Regions from separate parts of the Homo sapiens genome. Here region 1 is linked to region 2. A link is a loop called in an ENCODE intact Hi-C map of the cell type or tissue named here. Cell type or tissue: heart left ventricle. All regions are shown on one strand. Links, peaks and the distances in the headings refer to the core of each region. The heading gives the core; the rest is flanking DNA. Region 1 holds the start of KCNMA1-AS1 (KCNMA1 antisense RNA 1). Region 2 has its middle 110 kb from the start of KCNMA1-AS1.

Region 1 (10,598 bases), core at 1,466-9,465, 110 kb after region 2:
TGAATCTTGCCTTCTGAAGAAGAAACAATGCCAATGGGTGGCTACAAAATTGACCACGAGGAAGAGGACTCAGGGAAGCAGCTCTAATGAATGCTGCCATGACAAGGATAAATCCAAATCCCTGACTTTATCTCCACTCCCTGTTTCATCTCACATACCAGAAAGATTTCCAGGGGCTTTATTTTCATCTCTAAGATGAGAAGGGCAATTGATCGGGGTGGGAGGGCTTCCTCGCTGCCAGAGAAAAATAGCCTTATTTCTTAATAAGCTTCTTAAGGATGAGATGCCTGTTGTCAGTGCTCTGAGTACAATGTGTGACATGTCAGGAGTTCGTGGAGTTAGGAAAGAAGAGTCATTTCAGTCTGTGGCTGGGAGGGGGCTAGTGGGACAAGATAAAACTCTGGAAAACAACTGCAGAGAGATGCTGGTAGAGCAATTGCCACTGCCATTGGCAGATGTCACCTATCAAGACCAGCTATGCTATGAGCTGTCCACCATGAAGAAGCAAGGAGATGCGGGCTAAGGAGACAGCGCAGGGCAGGAGGTGAAAGTTAAGCAGATCTAGCTCACGTACTAGTTGCATGGCTCTGAACAAGTTATTAGCAAATTTATCTTAGCTTCATTCCTTTTCTGTAAAATAGGGCTGATGATACAAACTTCCTAATAGTGTTGTTTAGATAAATGAAGCCAGTACCCTTGAAGCACTTACACAGGTCCAGATACATGGTAAGTAAATGTGAGTTGTTAAGGTTATGAGTATTTGGAATAATATCAGCGGGCATTATATCACAGTGGCTAACTTCACAGACTCTAGTGTCTCTCAGATTCTGTGTCTTTCAAATGGAGACACAGCATCTCCATCTGAAGCTGTTGTGAGGATTGAGTTTGTATAGGTAACTAAAGAGTGCTCATGAGAATGCCTGGCCCAAGGCAATTGCTGAAGCGTTAGCTTTTAGAGTAAGTTTAGTACTAGCCTGAGTACTATCAGTACTAAAGGATGATGTAAGCATGGGTCGTACCTCTTGAATGTGATGACAAATGATGCCCTTCAGCAGAGATTCTGGGGGTAGAGAACAGGGGTGTGTATATCGGGGTGTATCCTGAAGAACATGGATTGTGGCAGCAGAGGTGACAGAGGGGGATTTGGTTGGTCATCTTCATTTGGAAGGTAAAGGAGAGGAAGAGGTAACCTGGTGTTATTTCTGGGGAGCTTAGGGTTTTTCCCCTCCCAGGGTGACTCTGTGCCTCTGAAATACTGGCTTTGACTCACCAGGCATCCTATCCCATCTGAGAGCCATCTGTTTCTTGCATTTCTAGTTTCATCACTGAGATCACAGGGTTTAAAATAAGGGTCAAAACCTCCTCCAGCCACAGGGCTGCAGGTCACCCTGGAGGAATGGGCTCTTGCAGGGAAGGGCCCCAGAGCTGGGCTGACTGAGCTGCCACCAGCAGAGGAAGAAACAGGCTGCACTGTGATAATTGAGCTTCTCTGTTGGCTCTGTGGGTTGTCAGTGCCATGGGATTTAGCCTTTTCACAGTACTCCCTTGAGAAGATCGCAGAAAAGGGGAGACAATGATACAGCAAAAGCATTTGGAATAATTGGCCCTCTTCTCACTACACCACAAGCTGAGGTTGAGAGAGAAAAGGCTCAAAAAGAAAAGATGCTGTTTGGAGAGAGACAACCGTGGAGAACAGTAAGGGCTAACAAGGAGCTTCGACCTTCAAGGGTAATGCTGTGTGGTTTCCTGTCCCGCGCTTGTGATAGGCAGCCTGGCACACTTCCTCTGCCCAGCAAACCCTGATGCCTCCTCCGTCCCCACCCACACATACTACCTCCTCTCCTCTCTGTGAGCAAAGTATGCTTATTTCATAGAGATACAAATTATTTGTACCAGAACAAAAGCAATTACCGTTTATGAAAAACCTTCTCACTTCTTTGCAATTGGCTACCATGACTCTGTCTCTTTTAACTGAAAGTCTGATGCTGCCATTCTTTGAGCAAACTGCTCTCCCAGCCCTCCTCTGTGGCCCTTGGTCCAGCCAACACCCTGAGGACAGATTCTTCACTAATCCCTTTCGGATAATCCCTCTCACCTCCAATGGTTGCAATGGGCATGCAATCTTGCATGGGAGACAGTCAGCCAGTGTAGTGACAGGTGCCCACAGCTACTTCTTTATCATATTGTGACAAAGCAGGGATGGGCTGAAAGAAGCTGATTGAGAAATTGATTTTTACCCTGTCTTGACTTCCACAGGCCCTGGAGTTTCTGTACTCTCCTCTTTCTCCTTCAAGGAGCCTGTTGCTATAGGAACCTGGCAGGTTGATTTAATTGTCTCTATTGGGATGCAGACACCTTTAGGCTTTTCCCATGCTGCAGAAGAGCCAGACAAAAGCTTTTTCTGGTCATCTGGGATCTTGATGATGCTGCCAAGAGGCATACTCAGTGTCTCTACTCATTGAGCTTACAGGGCTATTCCCCTTTCTCAGAAGCCATGTGACCAGCTTGAGAAAGTGCCACCAACACAGCAGCATCATAAGGCATGTAGAGGCACTCATATTTTTTTAAAAAAATCAAACCAAGAGGACAAGGGTAATATAGAAAATGGTTAAAGGTATAAAAATGTGTAAAGTCAATTTATATCAAATATTTATTGAGCACCGATGGTAAGGTTCTGGGTCATAATCTTTAATATTCAGAACAGAATTTGAAACCTCTCCCAATTGTGGCAGAAGTTTAACTGTGTGTATAAGAGTCCAGCTTTCTCCATCCATTTGAACTGGCTTTGGGAAGAACCTGGGTAGCAGACTTTAGGGACACTGATGATGCCACGATCACCCAAGTGTTGAGACTGAGAAGGCTTCACCGTGCCTTCTGGTTTACCAGCCTACTTATTGTTCACCCCTTTCAAAGCCCAAAGCAAGTTGGACTAAATGGCTTACAAATTTCTTCTCTTCTAGAATGGTGCAGATAACAGAGTTCCTAACTTTTTAAATGTATATACTTTATTTTCAAAGAACTCTCACTTTCTACCCTTACTTCCTTGTTTTTTTTTTTTTTTTTTTTGCGGGAGGCAGTGAACAGGAAGAGATATAATAATAAGAAACTTGTATGCCTACTTCCTAAGTAAGCAGATGTTCTACTGAAAGAGGAAGGGGAAGTTTGGAGTCAAATAGAAAACAATGGAGGGGACTCTTCACTCTATTAAGGAAAGTATAATATAGTAATTTTGGCAAATAAAATTGAAGTAGTAATGATCCTTCTCCATCATCAAATTTATCATTAGTCAAATATGGTGAATTCTCAATTATCTACCACTGGGGCATGACTGTGTGCCCAAAGTCCAGGAAAACCTCAAAATTCCATCTCTTATCATAGTCTGTTCCCATTCCATTCCCATCACAATATCATCTCATTGGAGTTGCTAACAGACTGTATATAAAACGCACTTCGGATTTACTTCTCTCTATCTGCCCGGTCTCTGGTTGGGATTTAACAAATGTCTGAAAGGCAGCTGGCAGGAAAGATTTGGGTAATACAGTGACTGAACCATCAGCTCCCAGATAACTGGGTGTGGGCTACTGAGTTGATATACACAGCAGAACACTTTTAATTTGAGTCATACTGATCAAGCATAAAGAAGACCAATGCTTTTGCCATTAATAACCCTCCTGGTTTAAAGGAGGATGAAATATTGACAGAGAAGCAAGTTTGCCAAATGGAATAGCTGTAAATGTTTTCCAGGGAAGTTTATCAACTGGCATCATCACTTGATTGAGTAGGTCTTGCCAAGATGAACACAGAGATGTGAACAGACCGATGGGGGGACTGGGATTGGGGGGTGGCAATGGGGGAAGTGAAGGAAGCTGGGTTTCTTGATAGGAAAATGCTTTCGGACTTGGAGCAAGGTACCAGGGTGGGCAGGGAGGCCACGTGCAGATTAAAAGGCAAGCCAGATGGAGAGAAGTTCCCCCCAAATTACCCAACCCCACACCCAAGAACACCAAAACAAACTCTAAGGAATCTAGCGATAGCAGCAGCACAGCCTCATTGCGCTGAGCAATTTAGAAAGTGGAAGAAGGAAGGAAGAGAAGAAGGAAGGGAAAAGGAGAGGGAAAGGGGAGGGGGGGAAAAGCAAAACAAAATAAATAAAACCACAAACAGAACAATATAAATAAAAATAAACAAACCAATAACAGAATAAAATTTGTAACTCCTTTTTTTTTAATTTCACAAAAGTTTTCACAAGGACAACGTTATAGAAGAAAACCCCCAGCAGTGGCTAGGTCATGCAGAACCATTAATTGTCATACCTTGGCCCATTCTATTCATCCTTGTTGCACTTTAGAGAGAGAAGTAAGCTATGTGAGTTTTACAATGCTTTTAAACTGTCATATTTCCTGTTGAGCACTTTAACTGGCACATTCTTATAGTTATAAATGTTCTGAGGGCGTAACTTTATAACCTCCTTTGCAAAGAATGCATGAAGAGCTCTTCATGATCCAATACTAGGGGATACATATATATAGTTATATATATAGTTATATATATATAATTATATAGTTATATATATATAATTATATATAGTTTATATAAAGAGATAGTTATACATAATATAAATCAATATATAGAGGGACAAAAATAATTTGAAAAAATTCTTCCACTCATAGGGCTTGATAATTTACATGTATACAATTATTCCCCACCACAATACTGGTTTGAATACTACGCTGCCCCTGTCTTTGGTGTGGGGGAGGGTGGAGGTTCTGACTGAGCCTCACCATTTGTCAGTAAAAGTGCTTGTCAATTCACACAGCAAGCAAATATCCAAAACTATCATGCTTGAGGGGACGGGGGATCCAAAATCTAAATCCAAAACATTCACCATAAAAACACCTTTTTAGAGATGGTACAGCTGTGACATGTTTTCCTCCTCCCTTTTACCCCTATTCTATTCGATGGAATTCTTTGAAGTAAAACTTTTCAAATATGTATATACCAGCCTAGTCCATCCATAAGGGAAATTGGTTATGGTGAATTGGCCAGTTTTTAAGAAATACCGCACTGCCTAAAGCATGATTTGCATGCACAAAGCATCTGACAACTATATGTTGAAAAAAGGGTATTTTTCTACCTCTCCTCTCATGCTTACTAAGTGTTAAAAAAGAAAGAAAACAAAAGAAGAAAAAAATAACTATACCAAAATGTGTTTGGCTCACTGTTGCACTCTTCTTATCCCACGTCTCATAATGACAAGGAGCAGCTCTCTATTGCCGTCATTACCCTGCCTAAATTGGCTACATTAAAGAAAGTGATGATGAGGAATTCCTTCCCACCAGCTTTCTGCATTGGGACAGCCAGCACCGCACAGCTGTGCCAACAGTTGAAGGTGGTGGCTGGCTTTTGTCTTTGTTGAGTCAACTGTGGCTGATCCTCCTACATTCTAATTTATTTAGCATGTCGGCTCCTAGAAAAGCATGATCTGCAGCTGGGTTTGTCTTCCTCTCACTCTACCATTGCCCCAGCCCTTCCTCCTACCTGGCATTGGGGCCCTAACTAATCAAACAAAGGGGAGTAAAAAGATCCCCTGAGAATGCATGGAAAAATACTTGCTCTTTCCTGAGCATTATTTATTCTGTACATAAGGTAAGTAATTCACCTTTTAAAAGATGTAAAAGTCCCAGGAAGGCAGTTTTTAATGACTTACATCTGATATTTATGATACATATGGCTTTTCATCCCAAATGTCAAAAGTGAAAGAAAAAAAATAGCTATTCATATGGCAACATAAGGAGACAGAATAACAATTTAATATGCAATCAAACCTCTTTTCACTTAAACTAAATGACTAGAATTTGATACATCCATGATTGGAATACTATTCTCTCCTCCATATTAAGGTGAGAAATGTTCATAAGAACTCCCAGAGGGAACTGGCTCTGGGACAAAAGGCCTTGGTGAGTAACTAAAAAAATCACTGATGTTCTCTTGCAACAAGCAGGTCCTTCATAATCATCTACACAAATCGTGAAAGCTTTTCAAATGCTTCGCAATACTTCGGCCCAGAGACTGGAAACAATCAATATGTTTTCATTGCTGTTTGGTTGCTTGTTTCAAATAAACATGTGCTAACTTATTGTGTGTATAAAAAAAGAAAGAAAGGAAAACAACAACAACAACAAAATCAAAACCCAAAGCACCCTGATAATCCTGATAAATCAGAATCAACTTTTCTTTTACATTAAATAAACTTGCTCTGCCTAACTGACGTTGATCACAAGTGCTCCCTTCTAATCTGTGAACTCGTTCCTGCAGTGAGCTATTTATGTCTGGAGCATGCCTTTGGGTTATTTTTCCCCCAGAATCATAAATAACTTTTGGTCCGTCTGCTTATTTGCTGTTGTGCTCAAGGGTTTTATGGTGGTGAAATAAAAATGACAACCACATGCACACTATCATACATATGCAAATATGTGTAAAAAAAAAGGGGGGGACTACAGGGGAAAACAGGGAAAGTTACTTTGTTGGAAACACCAACTGGGGAAATGAGTGGCAGATACAGTTTCACACAGTGGCGGTGGATACACATATCAAAGCCGCTCTTCCTGCACGTACTTCTGTTTGTCCCGGGACTCCCTGGACTTGGGCCGGTTCTGTCGGTTTGCTGTGGATGGGATGGAGTGAACAGAGGAGCTCTTCTTGCTGGAGGACTGCGACGAGTGGGAGGAATGGGACAGGCTGGCCCGGGACTGGCCGGCATTGTGGTCAAACTGCATTAAGCAGAAGATCAGGTCCGTCGGCACGAGCTCAAACTCATAGGGCGGGTTGGTGATGACATACCTGGACAGGGAAAGCAGAGATGTCACCTCCTGAGAGTAACTGAGTAAAGAATTCAACTCTCTCTGAACCAAAAGCAATGGCCTGGTTACTCAGGACTTTCAGAGGATCTGGAAGATGCACTCCTAGCTGGTCTGAGGCCTTAAACATTCTTTTTCTTGTTAAATGGAAACTTCCTCTGTTTAACTCAATAAAGGAGGCCAGCCAGGAGCCCAGGCAGAGATGTGGAATTAGAGCCAGTAATGGAAGAACCAAACTTCGCTTCTCGTGGTCTACATGTACCTTTCTATACAAGGTCAAAGTCACTTTCAAGTAGCCCAACCGCAAGAGGTTTCATGAAGTGTGATGCAACTTTCATTTCATAATTTTCGGACAATCCCAGATATACATCACAAGATCTTTGTTTACCATGACAGAGTGTCTCCTTAGACTATTCTCGCTCTTTACCTTTTAAAATCTACTTTGGTGAGAGAATTTGGAATTTGGAATTCACCACATGGAAGAATCTAAGAAACCTGCCTACTTATCAGCACTACTTTGTTGTTCTTCACAATTAGTTGGAGCTTTCTTTGGTCAACAGCAGATGTGACTAAGAAAATCACGCTGTTTCACTTAGAGCAGTGGTCACCAAGTGTGGTCCTTAGGCCACACAGGTCAGCATCACCTAGGAACTAGGAAATGCAAGTTCTTAAGCAATCCCACCCAGACCTACTGAATTGGAAGTGCTGAGGATGGGGTCCAGCAATCTGTGGTTGAACAAGCTCTGCAGGTGAGTCTCATGATGGCTAAATTTTGAGAACCCACTGGTCTATAGCAATTGTTCTCAATTCTGGCTATACACTATAATCCCTGGTTATTATATATAAAATGTTTACATAATTTAAAATATATATATGATGTTTTCTTCCTTCCAGACCAGTTAAGTTAGAGTAATCAGAATATTTTTTAAAAGCTCCCCAGGTGATTCTACTATGCAAGCAGGGATGAGAAACGCTTGTCTCTGCAGCACTGTTGCCTAGGGTATATTATGCAAACTCACTGATCTTGGTAATTCTAGGATGTACTTTTAATTTTTGCCTGCTATGAATTTATTTTAATGCATATGAGAAAAATATAATTGGCACATCTAAACTGTTATTTCTCTGCTTAAGGTGATAATATATAATTGTCTCAAAAATAAATATATAAAAGTTAAAAAGCGAGTCAATTTAAAATATGTGAAGTAAAAATATGGGATTCTGAGATATGGCAGAAGAACCACTTATCTTAGGGCGGGGTGTGGTGGCTCACACCTGTAAGCCCAGCACTTTGGGAGGCCGAGGTGGGTGGATCACTTGAGGTCAGGAGTTCGAGACCAGCCTGGCCAACAAGCCTTCTCTCTACTAAAAACACAAAAATTGGCTGGGTGTGGTGGTGTGTGCCTATAATCCCAGCTACTCAGGAGGCTAAGGCAAGAGAATCACTGGAACCCAGGAGGCAGAGGTTGCAGTGAGCCAAGATTGTGCCACTGCACTCCAGCCTGGGCAACAGAGCAACACTCCATCTCAAAAAACAAACAAACAAAAAACAAAAAAACAAAAAAACTTATCTTAAACACTAGCAATGTAAAATATCTCTATATTAGGTACCAACAGATGTTATCCTAGTAGCTAGAGTTTGGGAGAGATGTTTGTGTATTCAGACTTTTGTAATTAGGTGATGGAATTATTCTATTAATACAAAACTTGAATTCTTACCAAAATGTCTTTACATCTACTATTAGTAATTATAGAAAAATGCTTCCCATCACCTCCAAACTCAGTGTTGGATTTAATATGGGCAGAGTAATTTGCATGTTGAGGAGATGTATACAGACCTTTGCCTTTACAGTAGGGGACAGGAAAGGATATTAATATTTCTGTGATTAGGTGGGAGGGCAGAGTTGAAACCAATACTCACCTCTTTGTGCACTGACTGGGGGTGCTGAGGTGAGCATCTCTCAGCCGGTAAATTCCAAAACAAAGCATATTATATGTTTTCAGAGCTTTGCAGAACAGATCACCATAACAACCACCATCCTGGGAGACAGCAAAAGAACAGAGAGAAACATCCTTTTTATTTGCCTGAAAATCAAGGGACAGCAGGGAAACGGGTCTTTTCATCAAAGCTTGTTTTGGTGTCTCCCAAGTTGGAGGGTCCATGTGCCAAGGGACGGCAGTGGAAGAAGTCAACATGTTTAACAGACTACACCCAATATGTGTGATTTTTAGGGATCAGGTAACAATGGGGTTTTCCTCTGGTGTCTCTCCAGTTTTCCACCTGTCGCAGTGGGGTTTGAAAGCTCTAAGGAGATTATGCTTCTCCCTCACTTTAAGTCAAAGTGTAAAGCTTGATGGTCTCAGATGTATGCTCAGCTGAGGAGATGAACCCTTCTCTGCAAAATGGTGATTATGTTCAGTCCCAGCTCAGCTGTAACCGCTGTGATAGGCTCGTGTTGTCAAAACTGTCTGAGTGATAATGAAAACCACCGCAAGGAGGAGGACCCCACCAGGTCCTATGGTGACAGACTCTTTCAGGAGGTAAGGACCCTGTGAAAAGCACAATTTACAGACCTCAGAGATGGCAAGGGTGCAAGAGAATGTGTTTCCCTAGGAGCCAGGGGTCTGCAGGCTGAATAACTAGGATTCGCAGTTCTGATCAGTTCACAGCCACCTTCCCGGGGTCTGGGGCCTGATGCAGAAAGTGAAAGCAAATGCATCCACTTGGAAATGCTGGCTTCAGCGGCCAGGTGGCTTCAGGTAGATGTTACCTGTATTATATGAAGGGCACTGGGCACTGCGGGATGGCTTCACTGGGTATAAAATGACTGTCTTTGTCCTTCCAATCATTGGAATTCTCATATTGGTCTCATACCAAAGAACACTGATGGGACCAAATCTTACCATTATCTAAAGTCTTTATCCTAATCAAGTGCATCAATAAGTAAATGATAGGTATAAAGAGCCACTAGCTATGAAAATTCCCTTTCAAAAAAAGCCTAGTCTAACATAGGTCCCAGTCCATGATCAAACTAAAATATGGGGAAAGTATGCAGCACTGTTTCAGAAAAAACAGAGACAGACCCTTTCCTTGGCTCCTTTTCCACTATTTAGTCTTTCTGGGCGACACCATTGTTTGTGTAACAGGTTTATCAGTTTCTGTGACTTATGGCTGCATCTCTTAAATGCATCTGTGGGGTTGGGCTGGGAATAAGGGCAAAGACAGCACACTTCTGTCACAGTGCCTACACTAGGCAGATACATGGAATCAGAAGGGAGACGCTGGCCACTTCCGTCACAGGGAGGACATGAGGGAACGTGACTGGGTCCACTCTCAGAAATTACAAGGTCTAGGTTTTGATTTACAGGCATTAAAGGATCCACATAAGATTCGGTTTGTTTGGCCGGTGGTTCTGGATACATCTGACTACTGACTACCCTGGTGCTTTGAAAACCACCAGTGCCTGGGTCCTATTCACATATAAAAACTAAGAAACCTGCAGGCTGAGGCTGGCCACCTCCATGTGCTATTAATGTATAGTTGGGTTGAGTATCCCTAAGCTACGCTAAGAGCCTGTGGAAATATTTCCCAACCTTGGCTGCATGCTGGCATCACCTGCTGCTTCTCACCTTGTGCAGAGGATACGTGAAGAGAACACCAAGGAGGGAGAAAGCCCACTGGCTCTGAAGCCAGGATGCCTTGGTGCAAATTCCCAATAGGTCTAGTGCTCATTCTCTCTGGGC
Region 2 (10,598 bases), core at 1,822-9,821:
GGTCAGTGGCATTGAGTACATTCTCGTTGTTGTGTCACCATTACCACCACCATTTATCTTCAGAATTTTTCCATATTGCCCAACTGAAACTCCATACCCACTAAACAATAACTCCCCATTCCCCCTTCTCCCCAGCTCATGGAGCCCACCATTCTAACTTTATGTTTCTATGATTTTCACTACTTTAGTTAGCTCAAATGAGTGGAATCATACAGTATTTGTTTTGCAACTTGCTTATTTCACTTGGCATAATGTTCTCAAGGTTTATTCCTGTTGTAGATGAAGGAGCATTTTTGAACATTGTGGTTTGATTACGCACCCATATATTTGTATACAGATATCCCATGCTATCTGGATGACCACATGGTAAGGATATCCACTTGCTTTTAGGGTCCATTTTATGCTGTGTGTTTATGATAATTTCAGGATAATGAAAACATTATAGCATACCTGAGGACTGAAGGTTTTATAGTCACTTAAGCAGAAAATAATGCTGAGACAGTTGAGTTAGCCCCAGAATTTGGGAATGTTACTTAAGTGACAAAGGGACTTTACAGATAAGATTGAAGTCACAGACCTTGAGACAGAGATATTATCCTGGATTTATTCTAGTGGGCCTGATTTAATCATGTAATCTCCTTAAAAGTGGAGAATTGGGCAACAACAGTGAAACTTCATCTCAAAAAAAAAAAAATAGTGAAGAATCCTTCTTGGCTGAAGTCAGAAAGAGATACCTGACCAAATAAGGGTGAAAGACAGGCAAAGTAAGAGGGATTCAAGTCACCATTGCTGGCTTGGAAGGTGGAGGGGTGGGGCCATTAGCCAAGGAATGTGGGCAGCCTCTAGATGCTAAAAAGTCAAGGAAATTGATTTTCCCTAGAGCCTCCAGAAAAGATTGTAGACCTACTGACATCTTGATTTTACCTCAATGAGATCCATGTCAGATTTATGAATGACAGAACTGTAGAAGAATAAAGTTGGGTTGTTGTAACCTGCTAAATTTGTGGTGATTTGATACAGCAACCATATAAAACTAATACAATGTGTCAAAAACAAAAAACTGGCACCATGGCCCAAGATTCTGTATTCACATTTCAAAAAGATGTATTACCAAAACCCTATCTATATGGACCACTTGAAGAAGTACATTTTGGAGTTAATGTAGTCGTAAATATGTGATGAACTCTTCTGATCTGAATTCCACCAATAATGGATTTAGAGTAAACATTTATTCATCAAATATTTTAAAGTGCCTACTATGTGCCAGATATTGTGCCATGTATTGGGTACTCATAGGTACATGAATCTGCCTTGATGCCTGGGCTTAGTTTGCCGACATTTTCACAAAGGGAATGAAAAGTAAATAAGCAAATAAATAAGCCTATCAAAGCAGCATATTTTCCTGACCCTTCAAGGGCAGGAACTGGAGTTCATGGGTGCTGGCAGGGGCAAGCTTCACTTACTCACTGCTCCACCCCTTGTGGGAGGTGGAGCACAGATAAGCAAGTGCAGGAGCTGGTGTGAGTGCTTTTGGGCACTGGCAAGGGCATACTCTGTACCAGCCCCTCAGCAGCATCTAGGGGAGGGTGCTCGCAACACCCGAAGCCCAGAGGAAGTGTTACAGTGCCCTTTTAGCTTTGCTGTCTGCAGATGGCTTAAGTGTTAACAGCTCAGTGGAGGGTCAGTGTGACAGCTTTTTGCTCTGACACTCATGGCATCCAAGTTCTTGGCCAGTCTCCAAGAGGAATGAAGTAACATGAACAAATTGAAGGTGGTGAATGAAGGTGATTTTATAACTGATGAAAGCGGCTCTTGGTGGGAAGGGGAAATGAAAAGAGGGCAGAGCGGGAAGGTAATCTTCCCCTGGAGTTTGGCCATTCCTGGCCAGACTCCTCTCAGAAGTTATGCCATCAAGCTGTCCCTCTGAATTCAAGCCACTTCTCTCTGACATCAAACCATAGTTTCCAATGTCCAGCTGCTTCTACTCTCTCCACTGGCTGAGCCTGGGGCTTTTATGGGCACAGGATGGGGGGTGGGGCAGAGTGGGGTCATGGGTGGTTTTGGAAAAGGCAACATTTGAGTGTAAAAACAAGGATGCAAGTTCTCACTTTGGACGGTGGTATTAGGCCTTTTGGCTTGAGGGTGGGATCCTGGCCAGGGACCCTCCTTCATCTGCCCAGAATTTCCCTGTCTCCTGTCCCTATCACTATGGTTATAATTTGTGACACATGCTATAAAGGAAATGAATACCATGTGATAGAGAATAATGAACTGGGATCAGGAATAATGTCATTAGAAAGGCTTGTGAAGGCCTCTCTGAGGACATAGCTTTTACACAGACATCTGAAGGAAGAGAAAAACCCAGCCATGTGGAATGAACATTCCACAGAGAGAAGGATCATGGATCATGGGCAAAGGCTGCAAGGCCTGCAAATTCTTGACTACCTGGGAAGGAAATTAATGCAAGCCAGCATGGCTGGGGTAGTGTATGAGGGGGGATGGCTTCAGACAGGTTGGAGAGGTGGTACATTGCCTTCAATGCTAGGCCCTGGAGCTGATCAGAGTTTAGTTTGGTCAGCAGAGATAGGATAATATTTATATTTTTAAAGTTTCTGTAAACTTCTTTAAGGAGAAAAATTGGGAGCATGAGAGTGGAGGGGGAGAGTAGTTAGGAGGCTTGGCAGAAACCCAGAGAAATGGTTGCCACCTTTGGTGTCAAGGTAGGTAAGAAAAAGACAGAGTCAAAAAATACTTGTCAAGATTTGCTCAGTTCAAGGATTAGAATAAAGAGGTTGAAATCAGGAATGGCCTCCAAATTTCTGACTTGAGCAACTTTGTGATTTAGAGAACAATTTCATGCAGGGGCTAATAATGTAATGATGACATTTAATTAAAATTGGCATTCCAGGACTGCTCACTAATTGAGTGCTGATAAAGAATGAGGTCTGATTATTCTGAATTAGCAAACAAAGTCTTAAAAGTATTCATAGCATTCTGAAAAGCTTACTATGCATGCACAGAGACTTCCTCTGCATTATTATTACTAGAGTCAAAATACAGAAGCAAATTCACTGTAGAACTAGATCTGAGTCTAAATCTTTATGTAATTAACGACAACTTCTATGATTTTGTTTAAACAAAAGCATGATTCGTCACATTGAATTAACACTGTAAACTTCAATTTTACTTGCTTCCTAGTTTTGTCTTAATTTTCAAATTATTTTGCCTTATAGCTGAGTAGTTTTCCAATTGTTTTTACACCCAAAAGCTATATGCATAAAGATTTCATTCCTAGTTTTACCTCATACATTTATAGAAAATTGTATTTAACACATATATAACACCTATAACATACCAGGAACATTTTTTAGTGCCTTGCAAATATTAACACATTTAATTTTCATAACAATACTATGAATATAAGTATTGTTATTATCCCCATTTTACAGATGAGAAGACAGAGGCAAAGAGAGGTTTAATGATTTAACCAATGTCTTAGAACTAGTAAGTGGCAGATATGACATTCAAACCCAGGCAGTGTGGCTCCTGAGTCTATGCTCTTAAGTAATGTCAATAATTTAAGCCAACATGGGGAAGATCTGTGAATTTTTTTGTGGGGGGCTATTACTCAAGTTCGAGAAACCCTGTCATAGCCCATTTGATCCTTTAGCAGAGCCTAGGGAAGATTCAGTCTAAAATTCCTCTTTTTAGCCAGGAGAAAACATATACCTTAAGGAGAGGAAGTGAGTAGTTTTGGGAATTATCCATTTGTTGATTTGTAATGTTATTCCAGTTATTTCAACTATTTGATCTTCCTATCTAGATTGTGAAGAGACAGGTTTCATGCCTCTTTTATCCTCCAGGGACCCTCGGACAGCACTGCACACAGAGTAAAGACCTACAAAATTCACCATGGCTCAAATAGGCTCAAGTGAGATTTAGAACAGTTAGGGGTCTAACTGGCTGAGGATGTCTGGGACACATTTCTCTCCTCCCAAGTAGCACACTAGGTTCTTACTGTGAGATAGCACTGGCCTACACAGGCCACTGGGTTGACCTTAAATATCTACCCTTATAAAATGCCCTGCCACTTCCTCATGTTTTCCCTTCCATTTTCTCAGTCTTCTCCTGGAAAATTCCTACTATGACAGCAAGACCCAGGGCAAATACTGTCTCCCTTTTGATATTTTCTTTGACCCTGTCAAGCTGACTTGCTGATTTTGCTTCTGTACCCTCACTCTACCCAGTCAGTGGCTGCCTCTATTGCTGCACTTCTTATGCTGCAGTATAATTAACTTTATTTCTGTCTCAAGGACTGCCTTTTGCCCCATTTAGTTTGTAGCCCTAGCACCTAATGTTATGGGCTGAACTGTGTCCATCTGAAATTCATATGTTAAAGTCCTAATCCCAGTACTTCAGAATAGAACTGTATTTGAAGATAAGGTCTTCAAAGAGGTATTCAAGTTAAACTAAAGCCAAGAAGAAGAGATATCCAAGATATGCGCGTACAGAGAAAAGACGGCCATCATCATGGCCATCAACAAGCCAAGGAGAGGAGCCTCAGAAGAAATCAAACCCAAAGATACCTTGATGGTGGACTTTCAGCCTCCAGAACTGGGAGAAAATACCTGTCTGTTGTTTAAGCCACGCAGTCTGTAATATTTTGTTATGGTAGCCTTAGCAAACTAATACTTCCGGTTTTCACATATAGTTGGTGTTAAAGTTATAGATAGAAATCTATTTATAATTTTATTTATATGTATGTTTGTATTTTAAAATAAAAGTGACTAGTCCAAGGTCTCAGAGCAAGTTGGTGAAAGGCTGTGATTACAATAACAACCCCCTACTTATTGAGACCTCAATCCTGCTCTCTACCCTAAATTTCTGTAATTCAGCCTTCTTTATATTAAAACCATCCAAGAAGTACAATGTGTTGCCTTTGATATTGTAAACCGCACCACATAACCAAATTCTTACACTTTGGGAAGAGATATTGATTGCTTTAATTATATTAGGATCAACTGAAGTAAAGAATAATACAACTAAAGTAATGTGTGTGTATGTGCGCGCATGTGTGAGCATGCACATGCGTGTGTGTTTATGCATACACACAGTGACATGGTTCTTTTTGGAACCATAATCTCATTTATATTTTTAGTATATCCCCCAAATAAATACCTGTGCAACTGTAGATAGGAGGTGAGGAACTATACAGTGATTCTTTAGCGACAGAATTAGAGATGGAAAAATAGCAAAAACAGACACCTGGGTTCCCAGCTGGAGGCTACAGCTAGGACAACCATATACCTGAGACTGGACTCATGAGGCAGACATGCAGAGAAGTTTGTCAAGTATTATTGTGGAGCCCTCAATGTGCTGGTAGGAATCTCTAAGTGCCCATACATAGGTTCTTTGCTGCCCTTTCTCAGACTTCAAATGCATTCTGAGTCCCACTCTGCAAACAGTGGAGGCTCCGTGTTTGTTGAATGGATGAATGAATCAAAGAGGCTGATTTAACTGGGAACACACTTCAATGTTGATCATAGAAAAGGGAGGTGGGTTCCCATACTAGCTCACAGTGGAGAAAGCAATTCAATTACCAACACTAACAGACAATAAACTCAGGCTAAAACATGGCAATTTTATGAGACACTTGGCTGCAGCAACTTCGCCTTTCTTTTCTTGGTTTCTCCTTTCCCTTTCCACCCCCTATTGACTAATTGTAAGCAGCACAGCGTGGCATCCGGGCTTTTTATTTTTTCTCGTATATCCTCATCACTGTGTGGGCAATGGGAGGCCTAAGTTGGCTGTTTAGTCATTTGTGTTTCTTTTTTCCTTCTCATACAGTTGAATAACTCATGGTCTAAAGGCTGAGGAATTTGGCATATGCAAACACCACATGCACAATGAATGGGAACCTTATTTGTTTCGAACTGGGAAATAGAGTTAAGAGAGGTTTACAGCACTGAAAGAAAGGGCCAGAATTTTGTCCTGACTCCCTGGTGGTGGAGTAGGTCAGGGAATAAACGTAACCTTGAGATTTCTGGGTCCCTGAAAACAGGGAAAGGTATTCAGACCAGGGGATTAGCGAGTCTGTTAGTTAACACATGAAAATGCCCTCACAATTTTCCCGGTAGGAGGTTGTAGAACGGGTAAGGAAGAGGGATTATAAGGAGGAAAAAGAACCATGAGGAAGAAAGGATGATGATTTCTGAAAGCAGAAAGAGAGGAGAAAGTCAGACACACTTTGGAACCTGTTTCTTGGATGACTGCATATAGGATGGGGCTTTGATCTATATTTAGTCCCCAAAGCTCAGAGCTGCACAACAACCTTTGTGGATGCCAGAGAGACTCATGTTGGACATCAGAACAAGGGCAAGAGAGGACGGTGGGAGAGAAGAATTACAGAAGAGGAATGAGGGCGCACGAGGAGGGGTGCAGTGGGGGAAGGGGAGCGCTCTCTTCCCCTCCTTTGTGAATACACAGACAAGTCCATCAAAGCTGTGGCAGGCTGCAGTGATGAGAAAGATACATAATATGATAAAGCTTGGTAGCAGGCATGTGTGATTGAACAGACCAATGAAGAGATAACATTTGAAAGCTTTACTGCTTGGAAAGCTGTTAGCAAGCTGGTGTCCCCTTCATCATGTTTAATTTTACTTTTACTACCCTTCATTTGCTTTGACGGGTTGATGTTGCCATGGTGCGGTTGGAATTCTCATAAAAGTGCTGTTACCCTTTCAAGATGACCATTTTTTTCTAGGGTTTATACCACATTTTATAGTTATGTCAGAAGGTTTACTTGGTTTATGAATTCTCCAAGCTCTAAGATTGCTGTCAAAAAACTCCATGTTGCCTTCGGTTTTGCCATTTAATTTGTGACCTTTTAACAGCAGTTGCATTATTGGGTGATGTCCCCACATAATTAGAAATGCATCTTTGGGTTCATGAAAGTAAACAAAGGGCACACAGAGAAACCGAGCTTCCTTTTCCTAGGTTACAAGCCCCTGAATACATGTGACTGTCTATATGCATTTGAATACTGTATTTTATGCAGATAATGGTAATAAATAAAATAACTATGATCAACTATGAAATCTAATGATTAATATATAAGGTGATGACTCTTTTATTTTCTCTCTAACAATTCAAGTCTGGTAAATTGTAAAACACTCTTTATTAAATCCCTACTGAAAATGTCCAGGATATAGATTCTGAATAGCATTTAAATAAGCCTTCAATTTCATCAATTATTACAATCTGTTCACTGAATGAGACATTTAATTAATCGCCATATCTATGTCTAAGAATTCTTAAGAAACCAGAGGATCTCAATATACCATGTACCACCACATTTGGGAGGTAGCCTCTGCAACCAATGTGGAATGTAATTGCAAGATAACGTGGTGAGATCTGTTATAGCACATAATTTCCATGGACTGAAATGTGCTTTTGCATTCAGATTTGAGTGAGACATCAGAGGAGTATTATGAATTCTATTTTTCATTCCAAAGTGTATCTTTCAGGTTTATCCTAGTCAATAAATATTTAGTTCAATCTTCTACATTGCCTTGCAAGATCTGGAATGTGGAAGCCATTTGGGGAAGTGAAGAGCTACCTGGGTATTAGTTTCCTATTGGTGCTCTAAAAAATTGCCACAAACTTAGTGGATTAATGCAAATGTATTATTTTACATGCCTGGAGGTCAGACGTTCAAAATGGGCCTGACTGGGGGAAAATCAGAAGGGTTGCATTCCTTCGGAGGCTCTACAGGATATTGTTCCCTCACCTTTTCCAGCTTCCATAAGTAGCCTGCAATCACCCGTTTTCCCATAGTCACAATTTCCTCCGGCCTCCAGCTTCTTCTTTTCACTTTTAAGGGCCCCTATGATTACACTGGGTCCATGCAGATAATCCAAGAAAATCTCTCTTTTAAGATCGGTTGATTAGCAACCTTAATCTCATCTGCAGAGTTAATTCATCTTTGCCATGTAAAATAACATATTTACTGCTCCCCAGGATTAGGATGAAGATATCTTTGGGGTCCCTTATTCTGTCTATCACACCGTCCACTGGAAGTAGCAGGCATATTGGAAGATGACTTAGGGCAATATGGAGAAGGCTTTCACATTAAATTAGAGTTGGACTAAATGACCAGAGGTTAATTTTCCAGCTTAGAGGTTATGACACTTTAACATTGTACAAGGAACTGAATTTCTCTGATTTTAGCTTCCTCACTGGTAAAATGGGCATGGTAACATTTTACTACCAATAAGCAAGAGTTTTAAAGCTGCAGACAATTTAATTATATATATATATACCTAAAGTGCTTACTTAACCTTTTTGCAACTATTTTACATTTTAATTGCTTTGAATTTTGCTATTAAAAATAACACTGGAGTATACATCCCTGTATATCTCTGGTTGTTTTCCTATGATAATTTCCAACTTGTAGCTGTACTAGGTCCAACAGTGTGAATGTCTTTAAGGACCTTGTACTTTTCAAAAAGGCAGCATAGGCGTGAGTGTATGTCCTGGAAGAAGCACAAGATAGGGCAGATGAGTCTGTTTCTATTCAGTTCCACTCGGTTCCTGAGACCTGTCATAAAATGTTTAAAGATACACATTTTTATACATCATGGCCACTAAATGCAAAAGAAATACATTTTATGGTGTTCAACCAAAGAAAGTTCAAAAAGAACCCTGTTGGAGTTATATTTTTAAAATGCTCTAAAATATCAGGATTCAGTATGACATACAAAGTTCCCTGTGATATTTATTGTGTAGTAATTTTTGACACACAGCTCCCTGTTACAAACTGACCCTATTGTTTCAGCCCCAAAGCTTCTTAAGCTGATAAGCAAGGACAGCAAAGTCTCAGCATAAAAAGCCAATGTGCAAAAATCACTAGCATTTGTATGCACAAACAACGCTCAAGCAGAGAGCCAAATCATGAACAAACTCCCATTCACAATGGCCACAGAGATAATAAAATGCCTAGGAATACAGCTAACTAGGGAGGTAAAGATCTCTACAAGGAGAACTACAAAGCATTGCTCAAAGAAATCAGAGATGACACAAGCAAATGGAAAAACATTCCATGCTCATGGATAGGAAGAATCAGTATCATTAAAATGGCCGTAATGCCCAAAGCAATTTATAGATTCAGTGCTATTCCTGTTAAACTACCACTGACTTTCTTCACAGAACTAGAAAAAACTATTTTAAAATTCATATGGAACCAAAAAAGAGTCTGAATAGCCAAGACAATCCTAAGCAAAAAGAACAAAGCTGGAGGCATCATGCTACCCAACTTAAAACTATACTACAGCACTACAGTAACCAAAACAGCATGGTACTGGTACAAAAACAGACATGTAGACCAATGGAATAGAACAGAAAACCCAGAAATAAGACTGAACACCTACAACTATCTGATTGTCAACAAACCTGAAAAAAACAAACAATGGGGAAAGGATTCCCTATTCAATAAATGGTGCTGAGACAACTTGCTAGCCATATGCAGAAGATTGAAAGTAGATCCCTTCCTTACACCATATACAAAAATTAACTCAAGATGGATTAAAGACTTTAATGTAAAACCCAAAACTATAAAAACCCTGGAAGACAACCTAGGGAATACCATTCAGAAAAGGAAATTTACATCCAAAACAGAAAAGTAACTTGCCCAGGTTGCCACAAGGATTTATTGGTAAATTTAAAACAGTTGTGTATGTGTAGGTCACATCAACAGCAACTAAACTGTAAGAGTTACCCTTGTAAATTATGTGAGAAATAATGCAGCATTCTAGGCTTAACTACTATAAAAGAAAAGATTCTATTTCCAAGTAGTATCTGTGATGATCACACATGTGTAGGTCATATTGGAAGTGGGAGGAGGGCACCTGTAACTGAAGAGGGTATTTTTCCTAGAATGTTAATATTGCTGTAAAAATTGGGCAGGAGGCTAATCTAATTAATTAGATCTTGGCCTCTATCATTTGGGGATGGTCACATCTTGGAACAGTATTTGTTCTTGTGGTACATGCCTTCTAAGACAACTTTCAATAATCCCTACCTCCTGGTGTTCACATCCTTGTGTAATCTGCTCCCCTCGAGTGCCATTGGCTGACTGAACTAGTAACTTACTTCAAATCACGAGCATATATAAGGTGACGTGATGTCAATTCTATGATTAGGTTATGAAAGATTGCAAGCAAGACTCTCTGTCTTGTTGGTCTTGATGAAAGAAGCTGCTGTGTTAAAGAGGCCACATGGCAAGGAAATGAGGGTGGCCTCCAGCCAGCAGCCAGCAAGAATCTGAGGCCCTTAGTGCAACTGGACCCCAGGCACTAAAGTTTGAGAACAACAGCTGCATGAGCTGGGAAGCAAATCTTACTTCAGTTGAACCTTGATGGCAGCCTTGTGAGAGACCCTCAAGTCAATGGTCCAGCTAGGCCATGACCAGATTCCTGACGCAAAATGAGATAATAATTATATATAATCTTCTTTAAGTCACTAAGTTTTATAGTATTTTTTAATGCAATGATATATTGCTATTACAGTCCTTGATGGAGTATGATTTTTTGCTTTCTTGG

Evidence for each region. A loop is a pair of places that touch in the nucleus more often than their neighbours do. Peaks named below come from ENCODE experiments on the same cell type or tissue, not always from the same donor. Only the 100,000 strongest peaks of a DNase experiment are listed, where the experiment ranks them.
Region 1: a loop joins it to region 2, with 4 times the contacts of the local background. A loop is called at or near these places in 10 of 110 quality-filtered maps.

Annotation. Positions count from the first base shown.
Region 1 is chr10:76,880,676-76,891,273 of GRCh38, forward strand. KCNMA1 (potassium calcium-activated channel subfamily M alpha 1) reads right to left here. Exons shown (of 28, transcript NM_001161352.2): 27 at 8,776-8,894; 28 at 4,207-6,840. The coding sequence ends at 6,591. KCNMA1-AS1 (KCNMA1 antisense RNA 1) reads left to right here and starts at 7,369. Exons shown (of 4, transcript NR_120655.1): 1 at 7,369-7,606. In heart left ventricle, for the core only: no CTCF peak of the experiment used is centred there; a DNase peak (open chromatin) is centred at 5,366; H3K27ac peaks cover 266 bases.
Region 2 is chr10:76,773,556-76,784,153 of GRCh38, forward strand. No RefSeq gene overlaps it. Among named protein-coding and RNA genes, the nearest start is that of KCNMA1-AS1, 110 kb to the right of the region's middle. RefSeq lists an enhancer at 5,518-6,410. In heart left ventricle, for the core only: a CTCF peak has its summit at 5,714; no DNase peak of the experiment used is centred there; H3K27ac peaks cover 732 bases.